Regions from separate parts of the Homo sapiens genome. Here region 1 is linked to region 2. A link is a loop called in an ENCODE intact Hi-C map of the cell type or tissue named here. Cell type or tissue: heart right ventricle. All regions are shown on one strand. Links, peaks and the distances in the headings refer to the core of each region. The heading gives the core; the rest is flanking DNA.

Region 1 (16,274 bases), core at 8,068-10,567, 70 kb before region 2:
TTGACCTTGAGGAACTGGAAGAATGGAGTTTTTACTTACTAGGATGGGGAAGACTGAGGGAGGAGCTGGCTTGGAAAAACAAATCAGAAGTTAAGTGTTGGGTATGTTAAGATAGAGATGTCTCTTAGATGGTCATGCAGAGGAGGGGCAGGCAGTTGGTTCTATACATCCAGATTTTAAGAGAGAGCGAGAGGGCCGGAGCTGCAGATACAAACTTGGGCATCATCCGCACAGAGAGGTTTACAGCCAGTGACTGGACAAGCTTATCTAGGTCTTCAGTGTAGCTGTCTCCCTCACATGGCTGTGAAGGTCAAAGGGGATAGTATATGGCAAATAGTTTTGTAAACTGTAAAGTGCTATACACAAGGAAAGGAACAAGTGTGCAAATACGGTAAAGAGCATAATGTAGAGCAGGATTTAAAGAAGTATCTTCAGGTAGAGACAGAATCATAGAATACATGTGCAAGGAGAAGCTTACAAACCAGTGGATCAACCCCTTTCATTTTATCCAGGAGGAGCTAAGGTTGGAGAGATTAAGAGGCTTGTCCAAGGACACTCAGCTCATCAGTGGCCCAGCTCATCCTAGGACTGGGGAGCCCTAACTGCTGGTGCGGTGCTCTTTCCACCACATGAAACACCTGCTCACATTTACTGCTTCAGCTCTCTCTGAATCTGTTAACCAGGGGCAAGTAATTCTTCAAACAGAAATCTAATTATATCGCCTTGTGCTTTTATACATGCTACTTCCTCTGCCTGGAATACTCTGCCTCCTCCTGCTTCTCTGTCTGGCAAATTCCTGCCTTATCTTCCATTCTCAGCTAGAATGGCCATTTCCAATGAAGACTTCTTTGTCCTGTTTGGTAGGATGGTAACTGGCTCTCCATGTGCCCGCAGAGCTCCCATCCTGTGGCAGTCCTTGCATTTGCTATGATTACGTCTGCCTCCCCTGCCTGCCTGTGAAGCTCTTCCTATGACCTCTCTGCCTAGCTTAGTGAGTGACACTTAAATGGGAAGGAAGGAAGGAAGGAAGGAAGATCTCTTCTTTCACATTAGTTCAGGACAATGGCAAAGCAGTCATTCAGTGACACTTCAGTTCCTCTGACCTGAGCAAGGTTTTGGTTCACAAATTGACAATGACTTCTGGGGTGGGAATTTTCTTTTTTCTTTGCCATCCCCAGGCACAATGAGCAGGCAATTCTGGGAGCAGAAAACAATTTGGACATTATACGTGCTGTCTTTTTATTTTCAATTCTCTGTCTCCTATTAGTATATGACTGGCTGTTTGCCTTTTGCTGCAAGACAAGGTTTGTGTTTGTGCCTGGGCTATGCACAAGCATGTGTACACACACACACACACATAGAGGGGAGAGAGAGAGAGAGAGAGAGAGAGAGAGAGAGAGAGAGAGAGAGAGAGAGAGAGATGGCCTCTTGGGAGAGCCTGCACTCATTTTTTAGCTTTATCTCCCAGAAAATGCCCTCAGGTGGGAGGAAGAAGACAGTGTTGTGCTCCTAGCTTTTCCACCCTTTCCTGCTCTTGAGCATGAGAATTTGGATCTATTTCTTAAACTCTTTCAACCTTAGTTCAAGATAAGTTTGGAATTTCTAGGTCAAGAGTGAATCCTAAAAACTCCGTCACCCCCTATATTCACCGCTCTTTAGCTTGTTTGCTTGAGATAACACTGTGTTAATTACTATATTTCCATTCTGCTTAATTACAATGTTTCGGTAGAAGAAGAATTGCTCCTAACAGAAGCAATTATCTTATAGGTTATTGCAAAGGTCTAAGGAAGGTGGCAGAAGCTGGTTGTGATACTGTGGTGATGGAATCAATGCTCCAGGTTTTGTTCCAAGTAAATGATTCAGAGATTCTAACCAGGCTGGGTTTGCCAAAGAGCAGGTGGTAAGCCAGGCCAGTAAAGAAACTGTCTCTTCCGGAGGGTTGGGCTTCTGAAGCTCTCTTGTATTGAGAGCTCTTGAGTAATCACTGTTAATCAATACAATGCTTTAGGATGCAATTAGGATTAATTAGCCCAATGTTGCTAGCTGCCCTGCTACTTGGTCTGTCTCTTTGGGTGCCTCCTTGTCCTGGCTCCTGCTTCCCCTGAAAAGGAAAATTTCCCTCTTTGTGTCCCCAGCCTGGAGTCTCCTCTCTTCCCTTCCTGTGCCAAGCCCCCAAACCCCCTCTCCACTTTATAACATGGAGAGGGAGAGCCAGGAAAGGCCTTGACATGATAGTGGGAAGAAAAGAATGAACACAATCAAAACATGGTAGCAAACAAGAGGGCAGGTGAGAGAATGTGTGAAGGGTGGAGAATATTTTGGTTATCTTTCAAGGGAGAGCTGTGGCTGACAGAGCCACTCAGAAGGCATTTTGTCTATTCTCCCAACCAGACAAATTGGAAGCTCTCCTGTTCATTCCCTGGTCCTGCAGTATGGAATAGCTTCGTGGTTTTTTGTGTTAATTAAAAGGTATCTCTATATTGCACATACTTCTATTTTTTGTGATGACAAAAACATTCCCCATGGCTCTGCAGGGAATGGGGGTTGGGGGGGGGGCACGCTCATTGCAGTGGAAAGGTTCCACGGTGGAGATCAGGAGACCTATCCCTATCTCAGCCTGGGACTCTGGGAGAATGGTCCAGAGCTCATTGTCCTTGTTGATAAAATGATAGATTTGGACTCAATATCCCATGCTGCCTCTTCCAACTTGATTTTTACCCCAGACTGGGCTACCAGACTGGTATGCCCACACATGCCCGTTTCCTTTCTTTTCTTCTCTGCATCTCTGCCTTTGTGTCCAGAGCGTGTTTTCCCTTTGCAAGTTTCTCTCCATTCTGCACATTATGAGTTTCAGCATTTCTGTTGCCCTAGAAAGTCTATCTTTGAGATCTTGCACTGTTTCTCTTTTTACAGTGTCTCATAAACTCCCTTCTTGGATTCAGAACCACCCTTTCTTTCCCATTATCCTGTCAAACTGCTTCTTGCCATGGTCCAGGGGTAGGAGGATGGCAGGCAGGAGGTGCTTCTCTGGGGCTCTTAGTGTCTCAATTCTTCTGCTTTATCTGGGTTTTCCTTTACCCAGAATTTTATTATGTAAAATGCTTCACTCAGACTTTGTTCTAATTATCCAATTTTTGGCATACTCTAGAAAGTCTTTTGATATTTTCCTTCCTCCAACTTATCTATTTTTATTTCATAGTTCTCTTTGGTTATCTCTTAGAATCACACTTTCCTGGTTTTAATTTTTCAAATCCTTTGTCTTTCTCACTCGTTCTTAGGTCACCTTTTTTTACATTTTCAAATATATTTTTTGTTCAGCAGAGGGCTCCCTTCCCATCCCTCTTGCAGCCCGGGCAGCTAGGATTTGAAGCTTGCCCCTTGAATCTTTCTCTCCCGCCTTCTAGCCATCAGAAACACTAGATCACTTAAACTTGTAAACAATTCGGCCTCGCTCCTTGTGATTGCGCTAAACCTTCCGTCCTCAGCTGAGAACGCTCCACCACCTCCCCGGATCGCTCATCTCTTGGCTGCCCTCCCACTGTTCCTGATGTTATTTTACTCCCCGTATCCCCTACTCGTTCTTCACAATTCTGTAGGGTGCGTATTACTAACCCCAGTTTACAGCTGAGGAAACTGAGGCTTGGAGAGGTTCGCTCGGTATCGTACAGTTTGCAAGGTTAACCCTAATCCGGCCAGTTCTGGCTTTCCAGCCCAGCCCAGCAGCCTAGCCTCCCTCTCTGCCGCTGCAGGTTATAACGGCTCTCCCCCGTTTTACACGAGGTCCCTTCCCCTTCAAATCCACAGGCAGGAAGATCGTTCCGAACTGACGGGGCTGGGGAATGTGGGAGTCCGGAGTGGGGTTTGGGGGAGCTTCCTCAGGCCCTGAGTGTTGGGGTGGGCAGGCCGCGCCGATGGCCCTCGGGGATGTCACATTCGAGATGGGGTGACCGAGAACGGCAAGGCGGGATGTGGCAAACGGCGGCAAGTGCTCGGAGTCCTAGGTCTTGCCGCCGGAATGCCGGCCGGGGAAGGGGCTTCGGCCCACCGGGCTGGTCACCACACTCGGCAGGCCCGGGGCGGGAGTCGGCCGAGCAGCCGCGGGATGCAGGGCGCCCCCTCGCGCTCCTCCGCGCGCCTCGAGGCTGGCGGGTGCAGCGCCCGCCGCGGCAGGTCTGCTCCAGCCCCCTCCTCTTTTTCGCTCCCGCTCCCCTCCTTCTCTCCCTTTGCTTGCAACTCCTCCCCCACCGCCCCCTCCCTCCTTCTGCTCCCGCGGTCTCCTCCTCCCTGCTCTCTCCGAGCGCCGGGTCGGGAGCTAGTTGGAGCGCGGGGGTTGGTGCCAGAGCCCAGCTCCGCCGAGCCGGGCGGGTCGGCAGCGCATCCAGCGGCTGCTGGGAGCCCGAGCGCAGCGGGCGCGGGCCCGGGTGGGGACTGCACCGGAGCGCTGAGAGCTGGAGGCCGTTCCTGCGCGGCCGCCCCATTCCCAGACCGGCCGCCAGCCCATCTGGTTAGCTCCCGCCGCTCCGCGCCGCCCGGGAGTCGGGAGCCGCGGGGAACCGGGCACCTGCACCCGCCTCTGGGAGGTGAGTCCCGGGAGCCCCGGGCGCTTCCCCTGCGCGGGTTGGGGCTGCAACTTGCAAACTTCAGCAACTCGGGTGGGTATCGGGGTAGAGAGGTAGGGGTCCGGGCTCTGGCAAGTTGAAGCCAGGTAGGTGAGGCTGCGGGCGGGAGGACAGGGGGTCCCCTGGCTTCCGCGCCTCCCGCTGCCACCTCGGCTTGAGAGCCCTCATCGCTGCTGCGTTCCCGCCGCCAGCCAGCTTGGGTCCGGGTTGCACTGGGCCCTGCCAGGGCTGTGGTCGGCGCATCTGGGCTGCAGCGGCGATGGGGACCCGGGACCCAGGCCTGGAGAAGGAGACGGACGAGTGAGGCTGAGGGACGGAGGGACAGAGGTGCGGAGATGGAGGCTCAGAGAGGGCCGGCTAGTAAACAGCACTGAGGGAGAGTGCGGGCGGCGAGGCGCGTGGGAACGCGTGGCCCGCCCAGAGTGTGAAATCTCCCGCTCAGGGACGTCCCTGCTCCACCGCCGCCGCCTGCGGAGCCGCCGCCCGGATTCTTCCCAGACCCGCCTCCAGGACACTCTTGCCCTGACCAGGCCTGCGGAGCGTGAACTCTGCCCACCAGGCTCCAGGGGCAGTGGCTCAGGGCCCCGCACTCCCGGCTGGGAGGGTGGAGAGGGGTGCGGCAGCTGGAAGCAGGGACGCGAGCGGCGATTTCCCGATTTATGTTTCTCATGGTAATTTGTCTTTGTGGTTGGGGCTGCCCATTCACTTTCCGCTCACGTCCTGCGGGAGATCCAGCGAGGAGGGAGGGAGCGGGGGGCGCTCGGGCACAGAGAGGGATGCAGACGGGAGAGGGGATCGGGGACCCGCGCGGGGCGGGAGCCAAGAGGGAAGTGGTCGCCGGACCGGCGGAGGAAGAAGGCGAGGCTCGAGAAAACCCGGCCCAACGGAGCCGACTCCTTTGCCCACCGCAAACTTTAAACAAGGAGGAGGATCACCTGCAGCGCCGTTCTGGCCCCCTCCTCCCCGCCCCCGCCCCCCACCTCGAGCCCAGTCTTTGGGTAGTTCCGACTGCCCGCCGCGCCAGGCGGGAGTGGGCCGAGAGTCTGGATGGGGAGAGAGGAGCGCTGGATTCTGCCCGCACCCCTGCGATCCTGCCCAGGCTTTCTGCAGAGGGGCGGGGTGAGAGCAGCAGGAGCCGGGAGGGCGGGCTACCCTGGCATGCACTCCTTCCCGGCCAACGGAATTGGGACTGAGGGTTTGGAAGCTTGCCTGTGTCTAGACCTCACCACGATCCTACCTTCTCTGGCCCTAACCCCATCTTTTTCCTTCAGCCCCTAGTGAATCCGACCTCCTTCCGCTTTTCTCAGGCACCCCAACCCACTTCGGCCTCGGGGCCTCTCTCCACAGCCCTCCCTGCCTGCTTGCTCCTCGGCCTCCCCACTTCAGCTCATCTTTTTAAGCCTGTTCTCTTCTTGACAATCAGCAGTGGCCTCTCACCTTTTCTAAGCCGGGACAGATGACCTTGAGGAAGGGGCAAGAGGGGAACTTGAACCTTGTAACTGGACCTCAAGATTACGGAAAAGGGGGGCAGATTTGAAAGCAGCTTGGAAAGAAACAGCCAGTACCTTTCCCGAAGTCTAGATTTTCAACGGAGGAGGAAAGGAGATAAAATATAGGAGAGATGGGGGAACTTGCCACTTGGTCACTCATGGGGCGGTGAGAACTGTTCTGGGCCTTGGGGCGTGGGGGTAGACCACTCGGGGCAGGGCTGCCTCTGGCTTGCTGTGTTGGGAAAGGTGTGTGTAGGTGAGTGTGGGTTTCAGGGGGAGCTCTTTTCTCCATATCAACACCTATCACCACCAGTTTGGGAAGGAATGGCAGATCTTCCATCCCTTTTCTTTTTCCAAGCAGCCAGTGCCAGAGCCTTCCTCCTCCAAAGCCAACAGTAGCGACCATAATCATCACCGTGGACATCTAACACTGTTTAAGCACCTACTATGTGCAATGCACCATGCTAAATGCTGGTAGATAAAAAGAGGTACAGGGCCGAGCCCATGCCCAGAGAGGTTAGTAAGTTCACCAGTTTGATCCTGAGACACTTGTCTATGTGTTTGGGGAGGGAGAACATGGAGAGGAACATGCAGTGGCTGTACAGGCAGCAAGGTGCCTGATGACCCAAGGGTTTAGGAGAGGAAGGGTTAAAAAAAACTCGATGACTCAGGTGGGACAGAGAGCTGGGCTTATTGACTCTGCCCTGAGATAGGACAGCCAGCACCTCCTTTCCCACTAGGGAGGGGAAAAAGTTCCTTTACCACTTCTAGTGCCAGACTAGAAAACCAGAGAAGCCGAGAGGTCCAGCCCAACACTGTAGATTGCTACCTCCCCATTAGGACTGGAGGAGCCCCAGAAACTTTCTTGTCTTAGGATGAACTTCCTGGCTTGTTTGAAAGACCCTACAGTGGTCACTTCTTATTGAGACTCAAAGCTGGGAGAGGCCCTGGAGATTGTCCATGTCAGGGGAAGCACAAATTCAAATGCCTACAGAGGGCAGGCAGGTCACAGTGTGTTGATCAGGCAATTAGAGTGGCCCAGCTTATGGACAATTGGGAGTTCAAAGCCAAACTGGCCAAGTGAAATGATCCTAACAAAATCAATTAACAGCCTTTAAGTAGCCTGACCCCTTATATCTATAGATAAAGATATTAAGATTCTAAGAAGTGAGCTCATCTGCCTTGGATATACATGTTATCTTGTCTCCCTGTACCTTGGGGATTGACTGGAATATCTCATGGCCTGGTTCTACCTCTGACCTGTTGGGCCCTTGGCTCACCCTCATTCTCAGGGCCCATTAAGATTCTTCTGTCAGATGATAAGTTCCTTGAGGGAGCCATCTTGTTTTACTCAAATCTGAGCACATCACATCCATTGATATAAGGTTCCACATGCAGAGCAAAGACTGGATTCAGATCTCCTGTCCCCATTCCCACTGGGAATCCAGTGGGTGTAAACCAATTTTATTTTTTACAAAAAAGAGAAAATTCAACCATAACTTTTTGTTTCATCTAATGTAGCAATAGGGTTAGATGAGATAAGACTAGAAGCTCACATTGGATGTTTGCAGATTCCAAGGAACATCCAGAAAGCCCTGATGCCTGAGTGGGGATCTAAAAAGAGGGATGGGAACCCATCAAGGGGATAGAGGAACAGCAGACATTTATGGATGGAGTATGTGTATTTAGGAAGATGATGCTATTGGGTCCAATTATTTGAACACTGACCATAACACTCCCGTGCTTAGTCTTGGTCACCCTCTTATATCCAATGATCTGAGTTAGCAACTCATTACCAGCCAACCAGTTCACCACTTTCATTGATGACTGAGGTGGTAGAATGGACAAAGAAGACAAAAAGACAAGATCCCTGATTAGAAGTGCATGCCACCTTGTTATGTTATATTGCCTTAAAGAACCCAGAGCTGAGTTCTGGTGCCCCACCACCTATACCCTGGCAGTAGACAGATGTTTCCCATGATCTTCAAGTGTTGGCTTTGTCACTGCCTGGGTACAGGGTAAAAGAGACCATCCAGTGGCAGTAAACTCCTGTGTTCACTCACCTACTATGTGCCAGGCACTGTTCTAGGAGCCATGGATACAACAGTAAACAACACATGCCTCTGATCTCCCAGGATGGGGTAAATCAGCATGACTAAGGGTACACAATTATCAGCATTGCCTCAACATCTGTGGTGATTTACTGTGGTGTTTTTTCCCCTGTGGGTTTGTCTGGGGGACCTGACAGCTAATGTGGAGTTGTCCAAAGGACTTGGAGTCCAGGGTTTTGGGGGAGGGTGAGAGGGCTAGGATCCCATCACCTTAGCTGTTTCCTAGTTCCAAGTTCCCTCTCTGTGCCTCAGATTCCTCACTCATCAAAGCTAAACACCTACTTTGTACCTGTGGTGTAAATAGATGCAAAGCCAGGCTCCTGGAGATCTGGGCATCTGGAGCTCTGGGGATGCACAAGTGCTTGGAGGGAGTGTTACTTATACTTAAAGATCTAAACCCCAGTGGGTTCTGGGGACCATCTTTTGCCTCATTCAGTCACCTTGATCACTAGCTTGTCTTCATTTCGTGTGTGTGTGTGTGTGTGTGTGTGTGTGTGTGTGCTGGAAATAGTTACTTCTAATGAATGAGTTTTCTTTACATTCAGATCTTTCCATATGAGTTTACCTATCACTAAGTTGGCCTTAAATTTATGACAACACTTAACTAACTTGGTCTTAAATGTATGGCAAGAGGCCAAAGCAAATGCCTGGACTAATGGAATTTCATTGAATTGACAGAATTGAGCCCTTCATTTATAGCTTGTGTGGACAACACCTGGATTTTTCACTGGCATCGTGCTATACTTTTGCAAACCCCCCTCTCTGTGACTTTTGGTTTGATGACATCTGCCTTAGCTGAGGAGATGATCCTCTAATGGGTAATCTGGAACAGGATCTTCGTGTATGCCATTCTCTATTTCAGATGGATCTCCTCCAATACTCTCCTTCTGAAGAAATTTCCTTTATAACCAGCTTGAATGCTAGAAAATGGCAGGGAGAAGTTCCAGCTGAGAGTCGAGTTCTGAAAGGAAAGGGACAGAAGGGTGCTGAATGTTGTGTGGCTCTGCCATGATACTTCCCTTCCCTTCTGTTTTAGTGAGCATGAGAGATGAAACCCAAACCTTGCAGAATGGCCTCTCAGTCCTGATTTGAGTGGGGGACTCACCAGTGAGAAATTATTCGACTTGGTGGCTTCAAAGTGGAATAAAAAATGAAGATGGTTTTCTGTCCAATTTGCTGCTGGGCACAGGAGAGAAAGCAGAAGGAGGGACCTCTGGGATGGGGACTGGGTCAGGAGAGTTTAACCTTGAGCTCTCTTCTTGGCAGTTGGTCTGCTGATTCTCCTCCACTCTCTGACTTGAAATAGAAGGACAAGGATTCCATCGGGCTTTCCCTGAGTACATGAAAGCTTTAAAGGCAATGCTGTATGTGCTGAATCCCGCCATGACACTGTCCTCATTGTTCTGCGTTTAATAAGGATGACTTAATCAGACTTGCGCATGGAACTTGTTTGAATTTGAAGCCTTGTCGATATTATCAGAGTATCTTTCATTTGAACCAGAAATGTCCTGGCCAGCATCTTCTGTGATGGGAAAGGTTGGTACTTGAAGGATGTTTAGTGACCATCTGTCCTGCCAGTCCCCTGAGGATCAAATTACAGGTTTCAGTTACAGAGTGGGGAGGCTGGGTTAGAAATGAGGGAGGCTTTTCTGCTTGAGCACCTCTGCCAAACCACTGGGTTCTTCATCTGTGAAAGGGAGGTGTTCAGAAGAATCTTAAAGCCCTTTCTGGCCCTCAAGTCAGTGGTTTTGAATGGATATTGCAGTCGCTTCTTGATTTTCCAGGAGTGGCTCGTTGACTTTTCTGTGGATTCTTTGTGGGGAATGTGAGTCTCAGGATAGTTTCCAGTTACCATCCAACCCCCCTGTTGTTAACCCATCTGACCGACTGCCAGTCACTGCATCTTCAGAGAATGCATTTTCCTTTTTGCCTCAGCCTGAGCCAAATATCATCTGGAAGGTAACTCTGCTGTATATTGAGGCATACATGTGCATATAAACATACATACATATATGCACATATAAATGTAGATGAAAGGTATTCCAAATCTGTGTGTTACCGGCTGACCATTGGATTAACCGCAGTTCTGTCCGCAGTTTCGTTCCCTGCCAGAGCTGATGTAAGCCCGCCCTGGGAGGCAACTTTAGGGAAATGGCTTGCAGGGTAACAATTTAGATCCATCCCTATTTGCCAGTCCCACTGGTCTACCTGAGCCATAGCTCCCTCCCTACTGCCCTAGCCATTGTCCGGAAGGCCTCCCAAGAGCCCCCCTGTTAGGAATACAAAAGAGCTGCAGTTGGCTCTTAATTATTCAGGGACAAGTGTGTGAAGCACCCAACTCAGGCCTCTTCTTTCCCTGCTTTCGGTGCCTTGAGTAACTCTATATCTGTAGTGAGTAGCTGGGGCAGATCTTATCATTTCATACAAACTTTTGTTTCTAGCAGCCAGCTCCCTCTGCTTCTCTTCCCTCAAGGCGCCTGGGGGAAGCTAGGAGCCCTCTCTGAGAGGCCTCATCCACTCAAAGCAGACTGCTTTTAAGGTTTACACATTGCCCTGTTGGTTGGTGTGTATTTCTGCCCGAAAGCAGGACAGAAGAGGAAAATACCACTAGCTCTGGCTGATGCAGGGTCAGACCCCTGCAGATTTCCCGGGATCCGGGCTTTCTTTCCTTCCTCCTTTGGTAGAGCCTGGACTTTCAGTGTTTGGCATCAGGGATACCCTAGGTCCCATCAGGAGTCTAAGTGTAGAGCAGTGTCCTTGTGGTAAAAGCTCCAAACAGGCAAGGTCTAAAGAGCACTTACATGAATGTCCCCAAGGCTGAGGGTAATGTTTCTACATAGACCAGGTGCCTTGGGGCACATGCTCCCTTTCAACAGCTCTCCAGGTTCCAGAGTGAGACTTTCCTCACTTTCCTGCTGGGCCCTGTCCAGAGAGAAGAGGGCTGTGAAGTGGGGTGAACAGCCTCAAGTCTACCTCTGTATACAGGTAACCGTGGCTTGGTCCAGCTCAACACATAATTCACTGGCTTCCGTAAAAACCACCTGCAGAGCTTTAAAAAATACAGACTTGACCAGCCCTATCCTAGACCTTAATTAAGATAGGATTTCTGCGGGGGGAGCCTGGGCACTGGTATTTTTTTGAGCTTCGAATAGGCAGCCATGGTTGAGAGCCACTGACCTAAATCTTCTTTTCTAGGCTCTACCTGGCCTCATGCCAATGGCATGCAGAACCTCTTAGCCCTCAACCCTTCTAAACAGCCAGGTCCTTTCTAATGGGCACCAGCTATAGCTCCTGGCATCCAGATCATAGCTACTGTTTGTGTTCTGAATTTAATGACTTTCTATTATAAGCTGATTGTGAGAGCTCCTGTCTGGTTACTTCCTTTTGGTCATTTTTTTCTTAAAAAGCATTTACAAAAGTAATGAATATTAATTCAACATTTTTGTATGTTTCGTCTAGATAGGTATGTAACCAAATTGTGATTGTACTTTTTGTAACCAGCCTTTTCACTTAACAGCATATTGTGATAATTTCCCCCTTCCTAAGTATCCTACTAAGATGGGCTTTATAATGGCTGCCTGGTATTCCATCATACGGATGCGCCATAATTTATTTAACAAACCCCCCGTGGTTGGACATTTAAATTGTAAACCATTTTTCACTATTATAAATAATGCTGCAGTGAACATCCTTGCACATTAATCTTTGTGCCTATCAATGATTATTTCCTCAGAACAGATTTCTAGAAGTGGAATATTGATGCTTTTTCACATGGACCATTTAGACCGTTTTTGACTGACTTCCTACAGCAATAAAAAGTTTTTGGATTCAGAGTTTAAGAAACACTTTTCACTGCTCTCCTCTGAGGCTTCGCGCTGACTGCTTCCCTGTCCCTGATTTGAGGTCAGAATCCCTTGACCTAGCCTTGGTCCTAGGCTCTGCCTCCAGATCAGTTCCACAGAATGCTGCCTCTCCCTTCATAGGAACTCCTAGGCTCCCTTGCCCCCACCTCCAGCATCCTTGTTTTTCCTTTCACCTGCTCAGCCCTTTCATCTTCGTACCTCCAGCCCCTGAACCATAACACTCAATGCCTTCCAGCTAGTGTTCCGTAAAAACAGCTGTGGTTTATACAGTTGTTACTATACAACGGCCTGGTAAACTTTTTATGTGCATTATCTCTTTTAATCCTCAGGTGCCTTATGTACACATTTAAAAAAAGATTTATTAATTTATTTGAGACAGGATCTTACTCTGTCACCCAGGCCGGAGTGTAATGGTGCAATCACAGCTCACTGCAGGCTCACCCTCCCATGCTTAAGCCATCCTCCCATCTCAACCTCCCAAGTAGCTGGGACCAAATGCATGCATCACCATGCCTGACTAACTTTTGTGTTTCATGTAGAGACGGGGTTTCTACCCAGGCTTGTCTCAGACTCCTGGGCTCAAGTGATCTACCTCCCTTGGCCTCCCAAAGTGCTGGAATTACAAGCATGAGCTACTGTGCCCGGCCCACATATTATTTTTATCTCCACTTTCCTCATGAGGAAACTGAAACCTTGAGAAATAAAATGATTTGCCCAAGGTCACACAGCTAATAAGTAGTAGACCTGGGATTTAAACCCAGAGCCTACACATTTAACCACTACATAGGCTTTTCTCAATCCTCTTGGTGTTAACTCTTGGCTTGTTGTCAACAAGTTGTTCACAAATATTCCCTCAGCATCCCATGGACATATGCTGTGTCTTTCTCCAGCAGAAGAGGGGCATTTCTCAGTACAAATAGCAGTAGAGTGGGGATGCTATTCATCAATGCCCCCCTTTCCTTTTTACTTCCTGGGTCATGTCCTCATCCCTTTATCCAGGTAACCCATGCTAGAAAACTTTTCTTGCTCCTCACTGACCAGCTGCCAAGATTCCAGCATGCCTTGCAGCTGAGCAGGTCCAAGTTATGACGTATTCCTATTACAGCTTCTCCAGCCAGTTGGAAGAATTTGGGTGCTACTTTCCCAGTATGGAATATAAGGCTGTCAGGGAGGCATGCTATAGTCATGACAGGGGATAGGCAGTCTGACTTCTACTGGAAATCAGATACTGTTTAAAGTGGAGAATTGGATGTTGGGGACAGACCTGATTTGGTTGAGGTCCTGAGAAAAAGATCTGAGGGGTTTAATTGTGCATAGGCTTCATCAGAGCCGACAAGGTGATGGGGTGGCTCAAAACAACACCATCTTAAATGGAGCTAAGAGAAATGTGGGGTCCCGATTGGGTTCTTCCTGGTCATTCTGTGCTTATTTATGAATATGGATTTGAGAGGGGACCCTGCCCAACTCAAGTGTGCTTCGTGGAGGGCATCTGGTGTCAGGAGGAGGTTGGGAAGCCTAGCCACAAAAGGTCTGGTGAAAGAAGCTCCTCTGTTAAGACAGGGAGAAAACGCTGAGGGTGACTGTGGTCAACCACAAAAGAAGCAGGACTTCCTATGGAAAAACATACTCTTCAGCTCGGGAGAACCAGAAGAGCCCAGAGTGAAAAGTACAGGAACCTAGGTTTTCTAGAATGAGCATCTTCCCAACCCGATGGGTAAACAGATGGGTAAACAGTAAACTGTTTCAGCACTGGCCAGCAGTTCTGCTGCCTGGTTTTTGCAGGACTCCTGCCCTGGGAACAGATGGTCATCCAACCAGTGTACCTCTATGTCTTTGCGGCTCTGAGGCTGGAACACCACTTCCTTTCCTGATTTCTTTAGAGCAGGAATTCTCAAAGCGAAGCCCCTGACTCGTGGCATTAGTGCCACCAGAACTCGTTAAGAATGCAACAATTCTTGGGCTGCACCCCAGACCCACTAAAAAGGTTCAACCAACCTTTTGCTGGTCTGGGGTCCAGCAAAAAATCCTTTTTTTTTTTTTTCTTTTTTTGAGATGGAGTCTCACTCACTCTGTCGCCCAGGCTGGAGTGCAGTGATGCAGTCTTGGCTCACTGCAACCTCTGCCTCCCAGTTTCAAGTGATTCTCCTGCCTCAGCCTCCCAAGTAGCTGGGATTACAGGCACCCGCCACTGCATCTGGCTAATTTTTGTATTTTTAGAAGAGATGAGGTTTCACCATATTGGCCAGGTTGGTCTTGAACTCCTGACCTCAAGTGAAACACCTGCCTCGTCCTCCCAAAATGTTGGGATTACAGGTGTGAGCCACTGCGCCTGGCCAACCTGTGCTGTTAAAAGCCCTGCAGGTCATTCTGTTGCATGCTACAGTTGGAGACACTGCTTTAGACCACATTAGGTCATTCTTTCTGTTGCTGGATGCTTGTGGTGCTTATTTGAAACTCACAACCTGCAACCCTTTACTAGGGAAGCACTAGAGAACCTTGGAATGAGTATGGGTTTGAAAATGAGACAGACTTGGCTTCAAACACAGCGTGGCTGCTTTTTGGTTGTGAGTTTTGTATAAGTTCCTTTCCCTTTCTGAGCATTCTTTTCTTTTTTTTTTTAACTGTAAGATGAGGTAGGGCTGTGTTTAAAGGAAGATTAAATGAGCTCATTACTTAATAATCCTAGAAAGTACAGTCAGCCCTCTGTATCTGTGGAATCCATGTGAGGATTCAACCAAACTTGGATTGAAAATATTTTTAAAAAATGCATCTGGGCCAGGCGCGGGGGCTCATGCCTGTAATCCCAGCACTTTGGGAGGCTGAGGCGGGCAGATCAGAGGTCAGGATATCAAGACCATCCTGGCTAACAGTGAAACCCCATCTCCACTAAAAATACAAAAAATTAGCCGGGCGTGGTGGTGGGTGCCTGTAGTCCCAGCTACTCAGGAGGCTGAGGCAGGAGAATGGCGTGAACCTGGGAGGTGGAGCTTGCAGTGAGCCGAGATCGCGCCACTGCACTTCAGCCTGGGTGACAAAGTGACTGCGTCTCAAAAAAAAAAAAAAAAAAAAATGCACCTGAGGCCAGGCACAGTGGCTCACACTGGTAATCCCAGTGTTTTGGGAGGCTGAAGCCAGAGAATCACTTTAGGCCAGGATTATGAGACTAGCCAGAACAACAGCAAGGCTCTCCCTACCTCTACAAAAAAAGGGTTTTTTAAATTAGCCAGGTATGGTGTTATGCACCTGTAGTCCTGGCTGCTTGGGAGGCTGAGGCAGGAGGATTGCTTGAGCCCAGGAGCTCAAGGCTGCAATGAACTGTGATAGCATCACTGCACTCTAGCCTGGGTGACAGAATGAGATCCTGTCTCTAAAAAAAATTAAATTAAATTAAATTTTTAAATGTATCTATGCTAAACATGTACAGAGACTTTTTTCTTGTAATTATTCCCTAAACAACACAGTATAACAACTATTTACGTAGTACTTACGTTGTATTAGGTGTTACAAGTAATTAAGTGATGATTTAAAGTATACAGGAGGATGTGTGTAGGTTATAGGCAAACACTACACCATTTTATATAAGGAACTTGAACATTTGTGCATTTGAGAATTTGCAGGAGGTCCTGGGACTGGTCCCCCAGGTATACTTAGGGATCACTGCATCTTCTTACCGACATCACAGTTGCCTTTCCTACAGAATACTGTCTTCCCAGTGAGTTTTCCCTGAGCCCCTCAAAGAGAGGTCTGGGTGTAGGTTCCTCTGTGTCCCCTCACAGCACACACCAATGTGGGGCTCCCTCAAGTTAGGGATCAATTAAGGCTTGGGCTGCCAGCTCCCTCACTCCCTGGACAGTGGAGAGTCAGGGCAGCTTTCCTTCCCACCCCTCATCCTCCTGGGACCCTATTCTGTGAGCATGAGCAGGTTCTTCCCTCCAGTGGACCTGGGTCTCACCAAACCTGATCTTCTGAGGCCTATGAGTCCCTGTGTCAGCACACAGTTTAATCTGCCGAAGCCATAGATGAACAGTCTTGAGGCCCAGACATCGCATGGTGGCCTCTAACTTTAAATAGGTAAGAATCTCAAGTTGCTGGTGTCAAGCCAGGCTGGGAATGTGAGTGGACCCTCTTTGGAGCTGCAGGTTGCCTGAGTCTTTGGCACAAGTCTCTACTGAGTGGTCAGCAGGTGGAGTC
Region 2 (16,274 bases), core at 4,638-7,137:
ATTCTTCCCTGCTCTTGGTTTCCCCTCTATTTCCTCTTCTTTTATTTTCCTTCTCTTTTTCTCCCCCTTTCCCAGGCAGGAAGCCAAGTGGAGACTTTGAATGGAGGCAAGGATGGAGGGGACCTGGGGAAGAGGACTGGCCTGAATCACCTTCCCCAAAGGTCCTCATGGACTGAGCTGGAGGTGGGGACTAAAGGAAGCATCGCCTTCCTTCCCACCCACCCTGGCCCCTGGCTGTCAGGCCTGGGCTGGGGGAAGCTGCCAGGTGGCTGTCATCACTCTGGGCTTGGGGCTCCAGAGTCTGCCCTCTCCATCTGGAACCTCTAGAATTTGTTTCTCTGGAGCCATTCAGGACCTGGGAAAAACTGCCTCCCACAGCCCAAATTCACAGGAGGCTGGTGTGCAGCAGGAAGTCAGCTTAATAATTTATAGCCAGAAAGCACTCTCCCTAGTAAGGAAGCCAACTCAGAAAACCAAATTAAACTGGGAGGGCTGCTTGGAGAGCACTTGGAGCCAGGGCTGTGGAATGCAACGATAAGGCTGGGGCCAGTTTGTCCTCCAGGGAGGATGGTGAGTGTAGCAGCCCAGGGTGTGGGCTTATGCAGCAGACAGTCGCGGATTCAAATCCCAGCTTCACTGGCAGTGGCAGGGGGACCTTGGGCAAGTGCCTCAGCTTCTAGAATGATGCTTATGTGGGCACCTCTTGGCCTTCTTGCAAAGCTGCTGTGAGATCTTGCAGGGAAAGAGCTTACTTAGCACAGTGCCTAGCATGCTGTCAATATGCTCCAGGCATTTGTACTCAAGCCCCCATCTTTTAGGGTCGTAGGTTGTCTTTTTCTTCCTGATGACACCCTTTCATGGTTTTTTACACTAAAAAGAAAAGAAGTGTGAGGTTACCCTGGAGAGGACCTCCTTGTCGGCCGCAGTATGAGTGGCCGTGCTGCTCCTGCCTGGGTGCAGCTCTGTGGGCCACACGGCTTCCAGCCTGATCCCTCATTCTCCCTGCTTCTGTCTGGAGCCAAGCCCCACAGTTGGACTGGGGAATTCTCCACAAGGCTGCAAATTGGGCTGAGATCCAGCTGCATTCTGGGTGCAAGACCAGCTTCCCAATGTCTAGAGTTGCCCTGCTGACAAATGGCCTGCTCTAATCCACCTGTCCCCTTGCTCACTGCCACCAAACTTCCCAAAGCATGCACAGATCTGACCACATCTTTCTACTGTCCCAAACTATCCACAAATCCTCCTCTTCAGCAGAGGGAAAACTCCTGAATCTTTAGGTTTGTGCTCAAGTCTCACTGTGATTTGGCCTCGGTCCTGCTTTCCAGACTCATCTCCCTCTCTGCCTCTCTCCACCAGCTTCTCCAGATTGTCCAAGGATAGGCCAGAGCCAAGTCTTTCCCCTGCTGTGCCCTCTGTCTGGAATGCTCTTCGCCCCTGATGGCTGGGGAAGCTCCACCCTTGTTCCCTTCAAGAGAGTTCCGCCTTCTACGTGAGGCCTCTTAGACACCCGCCTGACTGCAGCCCGTCACCCGCTTTCCCAGGACGTTTTTTCCCTTTTAGGGCACTCACATCAGCTGCTTCCCGCTGCTCTACCCATGCATCTGTCTTGCTGGACGTTGCAGGAGAGCCGGCCCGATGCATCCTCGTGCTGAATGGAATGGTACCAGCAACTCAGCTGCTACCCACCCCGGGGTGGTCTGGGCGATCCCCTGTCTGAAAACGGGGGAGGGTTCGGTTGTGCAGGGGGCACCTGTTGGGAGACTGGTTTGCGCTCTGTGGGGGAATTCAGCTCTGATACACACTCTCTTAGCCTCTGTCTCCGTCATCCTTCGCCCCTGAGCAGAGGGCACCGGTCGCTGTGTAGCTGCAGGCCTCTTGATTGCTCCGGCCTTGGCTCCTGCCCCCACTTCTCTGCGCTCCTTCACTGTCACTCGCCAATTTCACTCACTCCCCCTGTTACAGCAAACCCTCTTCCTAATCTCTGTGCTGGGAAAATGAGCCCAGGAGAAGTCCCATACAAGGTGGGGAGGCCTCAGGGGGCGTGTGCATGGGCGTGCATTCTCTCACACACATGCGCGTGCATTCACACGCCTCCAGGCACCATAAGAGTGACCCCAAACCCAGAACCCACAGGGAACTGGGACAGCAGCGTGAGAGAAGGCAAGAGAAGCTCTGGCCAAAGATTTGGGAAAATGCTTTCTTCACTGCTGAAGATTTCCCAAAATAGCAGGAGTTGGCTGGTGCTGCATCTCCCCTCCCCCACTCCTAGAGCACCCTGCCCCAGCTCCAATGCCAAGCAGGCCCGAGGCAGGGCAAGGCACTGGCCATCTGTGCCCCCTTCCCCATCCAGACCCGGGGCCATGGGTCGCTGTCTGTGCTCACTGGAGACATGTCTCCTCTCCTCTTTTAGACTGTAAGCTCCTTGAAGGCAAGGACCATGGTTTTGTCTTGTGAACCTCCCTCCTCCCCGCTTTCTCATCTATACAGGGCCCAGCACATAGTAGGTGTTCAGTAAATGCTCAGTGAAGTATTATGTAAATGAATGAACAGATACTTAGGTAACTAGTGGAATATGTTTTACATATACTAGTAAACTAATATTAATGGATTTCATAAAGAGCCTACTCGGTACCAGACTTAGTTCTGGGTGTATCAAAGCAGTCTCTCTAAGCAAGAAGCTATTAACCTTATTTCACAGGTGATGAAACCAAGGTTTGCAACCAGGTAGAGCAGCCTCCCAAGCTCAGGGCTTTCTATGATACTATACAACCCTCGGGATAATTGGATTGGCTATGCACTGCTGGTGGGGAAATTCTGGAATTATTTTAACATCAAATCAGACAGACGTGTTAGAAATAGAAATTTCTGTTTGTCTTGGGAGTATTTGGTTGTACGTATGAGAAACCAAACTGTATGGGATAGGAATTATATTTAGTTAATATAATTGAGATGTGAAAAGCAAGGGCTTAAACTAGTTGAGACTGTATTATTCGCTAATAATAATAGCACTTATACAATGCCTACTTTGTGGCAGATGCTGTTCTAGGCCTGTTAGATAAAAATAACTTATTTCATCTCCACAACAGCTGTGAGCTGGGTGTTATTATTCTCCCCATTTTGCAGAGAAGGAAACGAGAGACACAGCAAGCATAGGAAAGGAGTCTGGAGGTAGACAGAACAGAGCTGGCTCCATCTTCAACATTCCAGGTTCCACCTAGCTTAGCATATGGCTAAAGGTCACGTCCTTTGTTTTTTTAGAGACACGGTCTAAAAAAAAAAAAGAAGAAGATGATGACTACTCAGGTAGGCTCAACACCTGCAATCCCAGCATTTTGGGAGGTTGAGGTGATAGGATAGCTTGAGTCCAGGAGTTTGAGACCAGCCAGGGCAACACAGTGGACTCTGTTTCTACAAAAAAAAAAAAACAAAAAACAAAATTGCCCAGCCTGGTGGTATGTGCCTGTAGTCCCAGCTACTCTGGAGGCTGAGGAGGGAGGATCGCTTGAGCCTGGGAGGTTGAGGCTGCAGTGGCTGTGATCATTCCACTGCACTCCAGCCTAGGCGGCAAAGTGAGACCCTGTCTCAAAAAAAAAAAAAAAAAAAGATGACCACCCCACAGGGCCCATATTTTTCTGTTCCAGTTTCCCCTGCAAAGACTGACTTGATCTGCTTTGCAATCCTTAGCATATGGCTAAAGGTCACTTACCAGCTGCAGATGGCTACTGTGGCACCATTCCTCCTATCTGCCAACCACTCTGGAAAAAGGGAAGCCCTCTTAGAGCACGTCCCTGTAAGCCCCACTGACAACCTCCTCATTCATCTCATGGGCCACCTCTTCCTGAAAGACTAGGAAAAGTTTTGAGCAGGGCAGGTTGCCTCCTGCCCTCATGAAGCAGAGGCTCCTTTAGAAAGGAGGAAGGCGAGGACAGACTGAGGAGGCAATGCCTGTTGGCAACTCCTAGTCTGACACAACTCCAACGGGATTAAGTAAAAACGGGAAATTTTATTACAAGGGTCTGGGAGTGGGGGTGGCTCATGGAAGTAGAATGTATTTAAACCTCAGGAAAGGGCTGGAACAGGGAACTGGAAAGCTGTCAGCATGCCTCTGTCTCCTGTCACTGGTCTTTGTCTTCAGATTGTCCTCAGCTCACATGGCAGGTAGCAGAGAACTGCCCCACGGTGGGCACAGAGGCTCATGCCTGTAATCCCAGCATTTTGGGAGGCTGAGGGATTACTTGAGGCCAGCAGCTTGAGGTTACAGTGAGCTATGATCATGCTGCTGCATTCCACCCTGGTTGACAGCAGAGTGATATCCCGTCTCATAAAAACAAACAAACAAAAAACAGAAGAATATGACCACCACACACATTTACATATTCCAGTTTCCTCTATAAAGACTGACTTGACCTTGGGGGTTCACACACCCACATTGCTGTGGGAGAGACCTGAATTGTCTGTTTTGATCACATGACCATCCTGGTATAAGCAGCTATGGCTGGGATGGGGACCCCATGGTACATATGAGGCTGCTGGGGCCTACCCCTTTGACCATAAATGGAGGGGAGATGATTTCCATAGATAGGGAATTCTTGGGAGTTGGGAAGTCACCTCCCAATTCTAGAACTTGCCTCGAAAAGTCAGACCCCATAACATTTCCAGTGATATGGGAACCAATCACTCTTCTTTTTTCAGTATGATACCTGCAGTGGTGCTGAAATTTGCAAAGCTGCAGGCATAGACTCCTTGCTCTTGCCTCACCTGGAGCGAAGGTAATTGAGTAGAGGAGATCCCAGATCTAGGCCCTGTTCCATCCTTTCCCCACCCGTCATGTCCTGTCCTTCCCTTCTCTCCTGAAACAGCAGACAGACGTGCTGTGCTGGGGCCGAGGTGGACACAGTAATATTAATCTAGCAATTACTGATTCAAGAGGGAGTTGGAGGACATATTTACATAAAAATCTAATGAGAATGGAACTTCTGCTGCAGAACTTAGGTACCTTAAGGCCTGGGGTTCAGGGTAGGAGAAGAGGCCCAGGATATGCTCCTAATTCGGGCCCCTGGAGCTCAGGATCTGGCCACATACAGGGCTAGGCCTGGGGCTCTGAAGCTGGTGGTCAGACCTGGGGCGGGGAGGCAGAGAGGCCTGGGAAGGGAGCACAGGTTAGCGGGAGGGTGGGAAAGAGTGAGGGGAGAGGAGGGCAATTGTCCTGGCACCTTGGCTGTTCTTAGGGGCTGACAAGAGAAAAGCCCCAGCTAAGGGCTAAAAAGCTGTTATTTGCATATGCATTGAGTATCCCTAATGAGGTGTTCTATCAGTCAGGGTCCCCCCAGGAAACAGATGACATACTCACTTAGGGCAATGTGAGGGCAGTTTAATAAAGGAACTGTTTACAAAGGTGTAGGAAGGGGGTTTGGGAACCATATGGGATAACTCCCTGTGCAGTACGCAGGGGCTGGTAAGCAAGGAGGCGGCACCACCCCTAGTTCTGAAGGGAGGACAGAGGGAGCAATTTCCTTCCCAAGCCTGGAAGCAGACGAGCTCTGGTCTGTTGAGGGATGCAGCTGTGCTCACTCTGCTGCCTTCTCCTCCCTCTGTTGGCCAAACCCAAGCAGGGCCTCCTTGGATGCAGTTCCCCCACATCCATCCACCTCCCTGCTGGCGCAGAGCAGGGAGGAGGAGAGCCAGGGCAAATGTGGAGGTGCAGGCAGAGGGCATCCAGCATAAGTGTCAGAGGGCAAAAGGAAGTGCTCCAGTCCCTGTTCCTCTTTCCCCAGAGCACCAGAATGACTCATGCTAGTCGATCACTCAGTGTCTGCCAGGTACTGCCCTAGGCCTTTTAAAGGTAATAACTCCTTTCCTCCTCACAACTGCTGAAGAAGTTGTTGTTGTTATTATCATCCCCAGTTTGGAGAAACTAAGGCAGAGAAAGGTTAAGTGTTTTTCCCAGAGTCACACAGCTAGCAAGGAGGAGGACTAGGACTGGGCCTCGGGTTGTCTGGCTCCAGAGATTTGGCCTTGCCCTTTGAATCCCTCTTCCCCAGCCCTGTGGCCTTGTTTGAGGGGCCAGGGGTCAATGTCAGGAAAAGGGGTTGGTGGGCTCCAAGGATGGACAGCACGGCGAAACCCCATGCCACAGGACGGACCCAGGCTAGCACTGAGGATAAATTCCATGTGAGTGACGGTGTGAAAAATCATTCAAGGGAGTAGGTTTGGATCAAATCTCCCTCCCAGAGGGTCTCTGCTAAGAGGAATGGTTAGGCCCTTCTGGGGAGGAGCAAAGTATGAACGAGTTTGAGCCTGAGGATAAGGGGATCAAAAAGGTGCTGTGGGTCCTAATTCCCTGTGGGGTGCAGACCAGGGAGGGAGTGGGGGGAGAAGGGGTCAGTTGGGTGCTCTGGCTTCGTGCTGTTATTTCCTTGGAGGCTTGCAGCCATTCAGTGATGGGTATTATTCCATTTCACACACACGTGAAGAAACTTAGGCAGGAAAAAAGTAATCCTACTGTAATTTTCCAGACCTGGAGTAAGGTAGGGGCAGTAGGAAGGGAAGAGAGAGGAAGGGTTGGGGCAAAACTCTTAGAGCAGGAAGGAGCCCCAGCCCTCTAGTCCTCCAGCTTCTACCCTGGGAGCTGCTCATCAGAATCACCTGGGAATTCCATACCTGCCAGCCCAGGACTCTGCCCCCTCAGGGGGATGATTCTGATTCACCCCAGCTCCTGTCAGGGATCCCTAATCTAGTTCAACCTTTCATTTCATTGCTGAAGAAAATGACACCAAGGAGGTCACTCTGGGTTAGAGACCTTTGCGAGACGTAGGGTCAGCGGGGCTTGGTGACATGTTAGACAGACTAGCGAAGGAGAGAGGAGGTGGAAGGCGACAAGTTAGACAAATGTTAGGGCTTTTCCAGGAGTTTTAGTGAACCCAAACTAGTTGTTTAAAAGTTTCTTAAATCTTAAAACTTTATTGAGTAGCCAATATGTTTACCTGGTCACAAATGAAAATAATATAAAAAGGTATTTACTGAGAAGCCTTGATTCCCATTTTGCTACTTATAGATAACCTACAAAGATTAGTTTTGTTTTATTTTTCTAGTGTATATCAATGCTAATATAAGCAAATATAAATACATGTGTTCTTATTTTTACTGTCTTATTTTCACAAAAGTTACCATGCTAATAAGCTGTTCTGCATCTTGCTTTTTTCACTTTTTTGATACGGATATTTTTCCATATCAAAACCTACAGAAAGCCTGGGCAGCAGAACAAGACCCCTCCACTTACAACAGAGCATGCCCCTCTAGCCAGGCATGATGGTGCATGCCTGTGGTCCCAACCACTAGAGAGGCTGAGCTGGAAGGATCGCTTGAGTCCAGGAGGTCAAGACTGCAGTGAGCCATGATCGTGCCACTGCATTCCAACCTGGGAGACAGAGCAAGACCCTGTCTCTCTAAAAATAAAATAAAATAAATAGAGAAAATCTTCACACTTTTTAACAGCTGCATAATATTCCATTGTGAAGATACACCCTAGGTTATTTGGGCAATCTCCTGTTTCTGAATATTTGGTTGTTTTCTGCCTTTCTGTTCTTTCAAAGGATGGCACAATGAACAATCTCATTCGTAAGTCACTTTGCACATGTGCAGGTGCCTCTGTGGTCTGTTTTTGCCTCTCAACTATCTGTGAAGAGGCAGGTTTGATTTTTCAATTTACAATCTGTCACAGATGGATACTTACGTAAAATTCAATAAAAGTAAATTACTAGAGAAATGAATTGAAATAAAACATGCAACATACAAACCTGAATATTTTGTTATTAGATTCAATACACATAAAATTACTCTGTCAAATTATTGTAAAGATTTTTAAACACTGACTCTCAAATCTCTGCATTTCTGTGACTGTGGAGTTGTTCCAGTGTGTGAATTGACACTGGTTTGTGGAACACACTTCAAGGAGAAAGAGTGTAGACTCAAAGAATTAGGTTGCTAGGTCAACGGGTAAATACATGGGTGGTTTTGCCAGATATTGCCAGGATCACCCCACAGGGATTGTGCCATCTTGCACACCCCAACCCCTACAGTAGTATATGGTAGTGGCCCTCTCCCCACTGCTTCACCGGAAGACTGCAGCAAGTAACTTGGATTTTTGCTAAACCCATAGATGAGAAGTGGTATCTCAGTCTATGTTTTAACTTGTGTTGCTCTTGTTATGAGTGAGGATAAGTGTCATTCATATTTTAAGCCCTTGTTTGTATGTATATTCTTTGCCTATTTTTCTACTGGATTGTTAGTCTTTTCCTTCTTGATTCCTAGAAGTTCTATAATCACCCGATGAATTCATCTTGCTCACTGTCCAGAAAAGCCAATGTATTGAGAACAGCGGGTTTTTGCAATAGAGAAAGAACTTAATAGATGCAAAGCCAGCTAAGCAGAAGGACAGGAGTTTATCATTATTCAAAGCAGCCTCCCCCAAAATTTAAAGGATAATTTGGGGAGCAGTGGGGCTAGGGAGTGGAGAGTACTGATTGGTTAGGTCGTGGATGAAATCACAGGGAGTTGAAGCCTGTCTTCTTGTGCTGAGTTCAGTTCCTGGGTCGGGGGGCCACAAGGTCAGATGAACCAGTTTATCAGTCTGGGTGGCATCAGCAGATCCAACAGAATGCAGGGTCTGAAAAATACCTAGAACACCAATCTGAGGTTTTACAATAATGTTATCTATAGGAGCAATTAGGAATCTTGTGACATCTGGCTGAATGACTCCTGAGCCATACTGTCTTATAATGTGGCTAATTTGTTAGTATTATAAAGGAGATCTGATCTCCAAGCAAGGAGGTGGTTTGCTTTGGGAAGGGGCTGTAATCTTCTCTGCTTCAAAGTTAAACTGTAAACTAAATTCCTTCCACAGTTAGCTTGGCCTAGGCCTAGGAATGAGCAAGGGCAACTTGCAGGCTGGAAGCAAGATGGAGTCTGTTAGGTCAGATTTCCTGCACTGTCATACTTTTTGCAAAGGCAGTTTCAGTTCTTTATATATTAGGAATATTAGTCTCTTGTCTGTGATATGAATTGCAAATATTTTTTCTAGTTTGTCATTTTCCTTATGATTTTGATTGATGTTGTTTTTGGGGAGAGGAGGGGGAAGTGCAGGTGTTTGTTTTTTAATGTAGTCAAATTTATCTATCTTTTCTTTGATGGCTTCTGGATTTTGAGCCATGGTTTCCCATGCCAAGATATAAAGGATCCTGCCTGAATTTTCTTCTAGTATTTTTATGATTGTTATCCTTAACATTGAAATCTTTTGTCTATTTGAATTTTTTCCTAGTATATAAAGTATGAGTTATGGATCCAGATTTATCATTTTACAAATAGCTACCCATGGCCTCAGCTCCATTTATTAAAATCCCTAAGATACTACCTTTATCATTAAAACTAATTTTAAACCATTTGGGATCATAAATAGAAAAGGCACTATAATTTGTCAGTTTTGTACAGAATGCTATTACAAGGGAAATTAGCTTTCAGGGAGTGATCTATATCTTCGCATTTACTAGAGCAGAGCAAACTCTGAGTAACATAAATACAATAGAAATTTATTTTTCAAATCCTGTGGGGGCACTGTAACCACAAGGAAATTGAGGGAAGTGGGCCCAGTTGGAGGGAGCGCTTGGTGAGACTGAGTGTTTACGTTGCAGGTCTTCTCCCCTGTCTGCCTCCCGGAGCTAGGACTGCAGAGGGGCCTATCATGGTGCTTGCAGGCCCCCTGGCTGTCTCGCTGTTGCTGCCCAGCCTCACACTGCTGGTGTCCCACCTCTCCAGCTCCCAGGATGTCTCCAGTGAGCCCAGCAGTGAGCAGCAGCTGTGCGCCCTTAGCAAGCACCCCACCGTGGCCTTTGAAGGTAAGAGTTGCTTCCTACTTGGCCCTGTCTTGCAATGGCCGTGTCCTGAAGGACTTAGGTCAGACCTTGGCAGGATGTTTCTGGCTGTTGGATGTCCTTGGGATGTTCATTAACTGCTGGGTCCCGTCCCGGGGTCCTGAGACTCTTCCTCTGGTGCTGGATGTTTTAAGAAGGATGGGCAGCAATGGGCTGGAGGGGTCTAATTTTTGTCTCTCCGTAATTTATTCAGGCCCTTCATGCATGCCAACCTGGGGTAAGGGGAGTCTTTTGCTAGAAAAGGAAGTTGTGGATGCCCTGGCTGGGGGTGGCCAGGGGTCTCAGCATGACTCATGCATTAGGAGGTGCCTGGAGATCTCTGGAAAGCTTCCTTCTGCTCTAAGGGGCTGCAGGGATCCCTCTCTTTAGGGTCTTGGGAAACCCCGGTGCAAGGGCCCTGGTGACTCATAACTCCTTCTATTTGTCAAGGGAGGGTATGAGAAAGTCCTATGAAAGTGTTTCCCAAACTGGGATCTGTAAATCACTGGACATATTCCAAGGGGTCTGTAAATTCTTGATAAGAGTTTCTAAAATTAGTATATACATTCTAATACTTGCTAAAAAAAAACAAAACAAAACACAAATACCAGACATTCTCTCACGATCTGTTACACAGTTTGGGGGGGGTCATGGTTGTGTTACAGTCACATTAGTACTTCTTGAACCACCACCTACTTGGCAGCTCACACTGGGATCTGCAGATGTAGTCTCAGGGGTTCCTAGGTTCTTAAGTTTGAGGGACACTGGCAGGTTTCCTCCTCATAGTAACCCTGTTGGGGAGGCAGTGCCAGGAGATCGTCACTGCCTTTTACAGATGGGAAGGCCTAGGCATGGTGGGCCAGAGAGGCTTGTCAGAGCCAGTCCTCAGTTCTGGGCTCCTGATTCCACGTGCAGTGCTCTGTCCACTGCCCACTGCAGAGCGATCCGTTGCTCTATGCTCTGGTGGCCCATACAGGAGGACATGCGGAGCCCCATCCTGCAGGAGTGGGTGGGGTAAGATGGAACCCAGCTGGAAAAATCAACCAATGAGGCCTAGGATTTGAGAGGTGGGAGAGGCAGTATGAATGAGAGTCTGGGGGTGTTGTGGAAGGGTGGGATTCCCAGCTGTGGGTTGGCTCCTCTCAGGGAGGAAGGTTTCCAGCTGTCTTCTCGGCGCTGTCTTGTTTGAGCTGGGATCCAAGGCTTTGAAGGCTTAAGTGGATTAAAGTAAATTAACAATGTCCTAAGCCTGCAAAACTCGTGCACACCCTCAGACTTCTGATGGCTCCTGGAGTGCTGGTGGCTGTCACTGAAGAGGACAGAGGGGGACAGAAGGAGTGGATTCTTAGGGCTAGCCTCCTCACACTGGGGCCTCTGTGGCAGCTCCTAATGAAACATTTCCTCCCAGGGGCTTTGTTGGGGGCAATATTGGCTTGGCTGAGTCTGGGGGCAGGGACATGGAAGGAGAGCTGGGGAATCCCTGTCTCCCGACCAATCAGGTCTCCATCTGTGCAAATTGGGTTGGGGGAGGAAGTCAGAGAGGTGGGAGATGTCTTCTGTGTGTGCCTGGGTTCCTTGAGACCATTTTTGACCCTCAGGTATGCATTGAATGAATCTGACTTCTCGCCCCATCCTCCTACAGAATGAAGGAATGCCCCTCTCCCCTTCCCCATTCTGACAGCTTTGAGTTTTCCTATCCGTTTGCTGAATTTTTATTGGGCCCTGCTTTGTGCCAGGCACAGAAGGGGATGCTGTGGGGCCTCAGAGGTGAACAAGAGTTTCCTCTGCGTACCTAATGATCTCGTATTGTTGGTTAAAAGTCACTGCCTTTGGTCCCTCAGCCCAGCTGGTACTGGTTCTGGTCCTGGACCAGGACTGGTTCTCTTGTGTTCCCACATCCCTTAGCACAGCTGAGCACACAGTAGGGACTCAATTCATGCTGGGCAAAGGACTGTGCTCTGGGGATGCTGTGTTCAGGAGAAGTTGCCCTAATCAAGGACAGCACCAACCCCAGCCTCCAAGCCCCCTAGGATGTTACACTTCCTTTCTGACCAATCTGTAGGCTGCCAGCCTTGTAACTGTGAGTTTCCCTCTCCCCTGACACCTGACTGAGCTGTGAATAACCCCTAAATACCCTAGAGGAGCTGCCAGTCACAGAATCTGACTGCTGTTTTTCTGTTTTGTAAGGCTAAATTTTCCCCTGTGGGTTTCTCTTAAGGGGGGCCAAGCTGTGTTTCTCTTCAGCCTGCATATTCTCTCATTTGCCAGTGTTACCTTTCCAGGCAGCAGGAGAAGCCAGCCTGGACTTAACAAATGACGGTGGTTAATCCACAAGGTGGGTAATTGAATTGACTATAATTAAAATCACAGGCGTGTCATGGAGAATGTCTTTTTCTCTTAAAGTCACCGTCCAAAGCCTTTGCCGCACACAGAGCTCGGAACGTGCTTGGTGTTTTAAAGACAGCCTTCCCTCTGGTCCCCTTGGCCTGTTTAATACGAGCAGGCTGGTTCCCTTCCCAAGGCCCCCCTAGGATCCCCGTGCTATGCCCGGCTCCTTCTCTCCCCACTTCCCCCATCCCCCTTGCCCATGTGGGTGAGGGCTACTGGGAGAGGGACGGAAACTGGAAGAGGCCACCACCCTCCATGCCCCCACCCCCACCTCCCCATTTTTATCCCATCTTGTACCCTGTTTCCTCTTCTTTTCCCCTCCTCCCCAAGAAAGGGCCTAAGTGAAGACTGAGCTGGGAAGTCCCCAGATGGAGTATCTACTGCAGACCCGTCATGCCACCTCCTCCCTCATTTAGCTGCCTACATCTGGAATGCCCTTGTTGAAAGGGAAGGAGGAAATTAAGGTGCTTGCTGCTGTTAGGGAGCACCCAGTCTCATAGGGACAGGGAAGACCCTGCCCTACACACACAGAAAATATTTGACCACATTCAGAGTGGTCAAATACACCATAACATACAATGTGAATGGAATGGAAAAATAGAGAGAATGTGGAGCAAAATAAGATCAGGGTGGAGAGGTTGTAATCCAGGAACGCTTCCTGGAGGAGGAGGATCCTTGGTTTCATTTCTAAGGTAATGTAATATTTATCCAGGATTTCTGAGAGGTCAGCTAAAAACCTAACCCACCAGACTCCAGATCCACTTCTTATCCTATATTGCCCAAAAGCCATCGTGACTACATGACAATTCTTGCCAACCTATAGTCACCAACCTATAATCACCTGCTGGGGGCAAAGGCAGGCCCAAGGGGTTTGCTTCATTTTGCTGCAGAATTTCTTTCTTCTTCTTTTTTTAATCATGCCTATCACAGTTTTCTGAAAAACATCCAACTCACAAAACCTCCAGTTCTCCAGGGAGCGATTAAATGTTTGCCTGTCGTGCAGAAATGAAGGGCTGCTTTTACTCTGTAGTGGAGGGATAATGAGCAATGATTTATTTCCTTTGGATTACACACACACAGACTCTCTCTCTCTCTCTGCCTCTCTCTCTATCTCTCTCTCTCTCCTGGCCCTTCTGTGAGTCAGTTGCTAAGGCACTGTGGGGAGAAAGCACAGTGCCTCCCATTACCCTGAATCTTTACCAACAGCGGCATGAAAGTTCCTCTGCTCCATGGCTCTCTCCTTACTGCTGCCAATTCCCACCCATCCATGGGTCATGCATAGGCTGAGGGAGAGCTATCAGGAGGCTGTGAATCAAGAAGGGAGAAGTGTGTCTCCAGCAGGAGGGAAACCGGGCGAGTCAGCTGGCACTTTCTAAGCAGGCCCTCCCAGACCACTCCCCATCCGCCCAGAGGCCGTGAGGTCTCCTCTCTGCCCACCCAGTCCCTTTGAAAGGCCTTGATTGGGAACAACCTTCCTTGGAGGCAGGGTGGACACTGACCGCCCAATCTCTGCACCTCCCACCTCTGCAGAATCTTGTCTGAAAATCCAATTCCCCTCATACAAGAAGGAATTGAGGATTATTCATATATTCGTTCAAACACTGCTAGGTGCTGGACTGAGCCTGGAGATCTAGGAAGCAAAGTCTTTCTTGGCCCCCAGGGCAAACTACCAGGCTAGACACACAGTGTGGCAGTAAAGTAGAAGACTATGGGAGCCCTTTAGCCTGGCTTGAAGCAGTCAGAGAAGGCTTCTTGGAGGAGGTAGGGATGGGGGTGAACAGGAATTGTTCCATCAAGGGAGAACAGAAGCACAAAGGTTTGCAGGCTCTTGTGGGATGGATTTGGGGAAGTGTGAAGTGTTTTAGTGTGGCTGGGGTGGAGAGTTTAGGGAATGTAAAAGGTGAAGCATCATTCTTTCAGGGGATCAGTAAATAATCACTGTGCCAGGCACTGGACTTGGGAGGACAGTGGACCAGAACCCAAGGGCCTTCGCAGGAGTTGGACTTTTCCTGGGGGTAGTTGGGAGCTATGGATGGGTTCTGGGCTGGAGAGTGACATGACCACATTTGCATTTGAGAACAAGCGTTCAGGTTGCTTTGTGGGAAAAGGACTCGAGGGGCAGGCCTGGAAGCCAGGCTGGTTAGGAGGCTGTTGGCACTGCTCCAGACAAGAGCTGGTGGTGGCTTGGATGTAGGTGGGATACAGTGGGAAAAAAGTGGATGGATTTCAGAGGCAGTGTAGAGGTAGAACAGGCAGGATTTACCAGTGTGTACTTATGTGGCTAGTGAAGGTCTGGGGGAAGTCAAGGGCGAGTATAAGTATCCCTTCATGCCTCTGTGGGGAGGGTAGTGCCCTCCTCTGAGCTAAGGAGTGTGGCAGAAGAATGACTACAACACCCACTCCCAAGTCCCTAGGGGCACACAGAGGTGGGCAGGTGGCACCAGGTCTCCCGGGTGCCACCGCCCCACTTCCCCCTGACTTTCACCCTTCTGTTCTGTGGTCTGCTGCGATGCAGCTGGGAGCCTCTGGCCCAACAGTAACCACAGGGTTGCCTCTCCCTCCACCAGACCTGCAGCCGTGGGTCTCTAACTTCACCTACCCTGGAGCCCGGGATTTCTCCCAGCTGGCTTTGGACCCCTCCGGGAACCAGCTCATCGTGGGAGCCAGGTAACAAGGGGCAGAAGGGTCGGGGTGGGAAGTGCAGGGGCTTGGAGCTGGGTAGAGGGAATATTATTCAGGATGAACTCACCTGGGCAGCCCCGCGTGCTGGGCCCCATCCTCTCTGCTGGGCCCTCTCCTTGTGGATGTCTGTCCCCCCACAGGAGGAAGCGTGTTTCGGCTGGGTGGGGGTGGGGGTGACTCTTGACCTCGCAATCTCAGCCAGCTGCAGGCCCCTGTGGTTGGCAGTTAGTGAGAGCAGGGACGCCTGCTGGCCACCTCCTGCCCGGTCCCTGCCTGGTCCCTGCCCGGCTGTCAGAATGGTTTTCTGGGCCAATTCCCCGGGAGTTCCATGCAGAGAAGGTGCCCAGGGGCCCCCTGCCGGCCAGCCGGCGGCCTGCACCTGGGACGGCTGGGTAGGGGTAGAACCTTTCCCGAAGGACCTCACCTACCTTTGGCCTGACCTCTTAGTCCACTGTTCAGATCCAATATCAACAGACAGTACTCTCTGGGGGAACCTGTGGAGACTTTCTGGGTGGACTAGGAGGAGCTCATTCCTCATGAAACCACAGAACATTGGCTCTGGTAGGGAGGGGGCTTAGAGAGGGCCGACCCCAGTAGCTCTCATGGTGCAGTCTCTGGCCCAGCAGCACCCGAGAATGTGTTGGAAATGCAGATTCTTGGGTCCTTCTCAGACCTCTTGAGTCAGAAACTCTGGGAAGAGGCAACCTGTGTTTTAGCAACCCTTCCAGGTGGCCTGACCACACTCAAGTTTGAGAATCTCTGGTGTCATCCAACCGTCCTTATTTTAAACAGGCGGTAGCAGAGGCACTGAGAGGGGAAGGTGACCTTCCCAGCATCACATAGCATGATGACAACAGGGTGTGGGGACTACAGCCAGGTCTCCTTAACCCAGGCCTAGAGTTTCTCTGCAGGTCTGTCTGTGTTATCGCCTGGGACTGCACTACTTTTCAGCTCTGCAGCCCAGAGGTTCTGACTCAGTGGGTGTGGGGTTGGGGAGAGGATGGCCACTGGGTTGGGCACTTCCGGGCCATGCTGTAGCTGACCATCCTTGCCCTGGAGCTTTCTTTAGTGTCTCCACCCCTTCATTTGCTGTATGAAAATGAGGCAAGTCAAGAACACAGCTCTGGATTAGGTGTGGATGAGCTGGGTTCCTGTCCTGGGGGATCTTGACCTTGGAGCCTCAGTTTCCTCATCTGTAAAGTCTGGGTTACAGTCTCTGTGCCACCAGTCTCACAGGGCTGCTGTGAAGCTGGGCCTGAAAGCATTTTTCTTTTAATTTTTTAATTTTTAAATTAACTA

The links. Hi-C counts contacts between places; a loop is a spot of excess contacts. Peaks named below come from ENCODE experiments on the same cell type or tissue, not always from the same donor. Only the 100,000 strongest peaks of a DNase experiment are listed, where the experiment ranks them.
Region 1: it touches region 2 in a loop (5-fold over the local background); 86 of 110 quality-filtered maps call a loop at or near these places.

What each region holds. Positions count from the first base shown.
Region 1 is chr3:123,015,770-123,032,043 of GRCh38, reverse strand. It overlaps SEMA5B (semaphorin 5B), which reads left to right and starts at 4,281. Exons shown (of 23, transcript NM_001031702.4): 1 at 4,281-4,580. RefSeq lists enhancers at 3,170-3,677, 10,280-10,944, 10,945-11,610. In heart right ventricle, for the core only: no CTCF peak of the experiment used is centred there; no DNase peak of the experiment used is centred there.
Region 2 is chr3:122,942,122-122,958,395 of GRCh38, reverse strand. It overlaps SEMA5B (semaphorin 5B), which reads left to right. Exons shown (of 23, transcript NM_001031702.4): 3 at 9,687-9,890; 4 at 14,861-14,960. Among named protein-coding and RNA genes, the nearest start is that of LINC02035, 64 kb to the right of the region's middle. In heart right ventricle, for the core only: a CTCF peak has its summit at 5,592 (motif pointing left); no DNase peak of the experiment used is centred there; H3K27ac peaks cover 131 bases.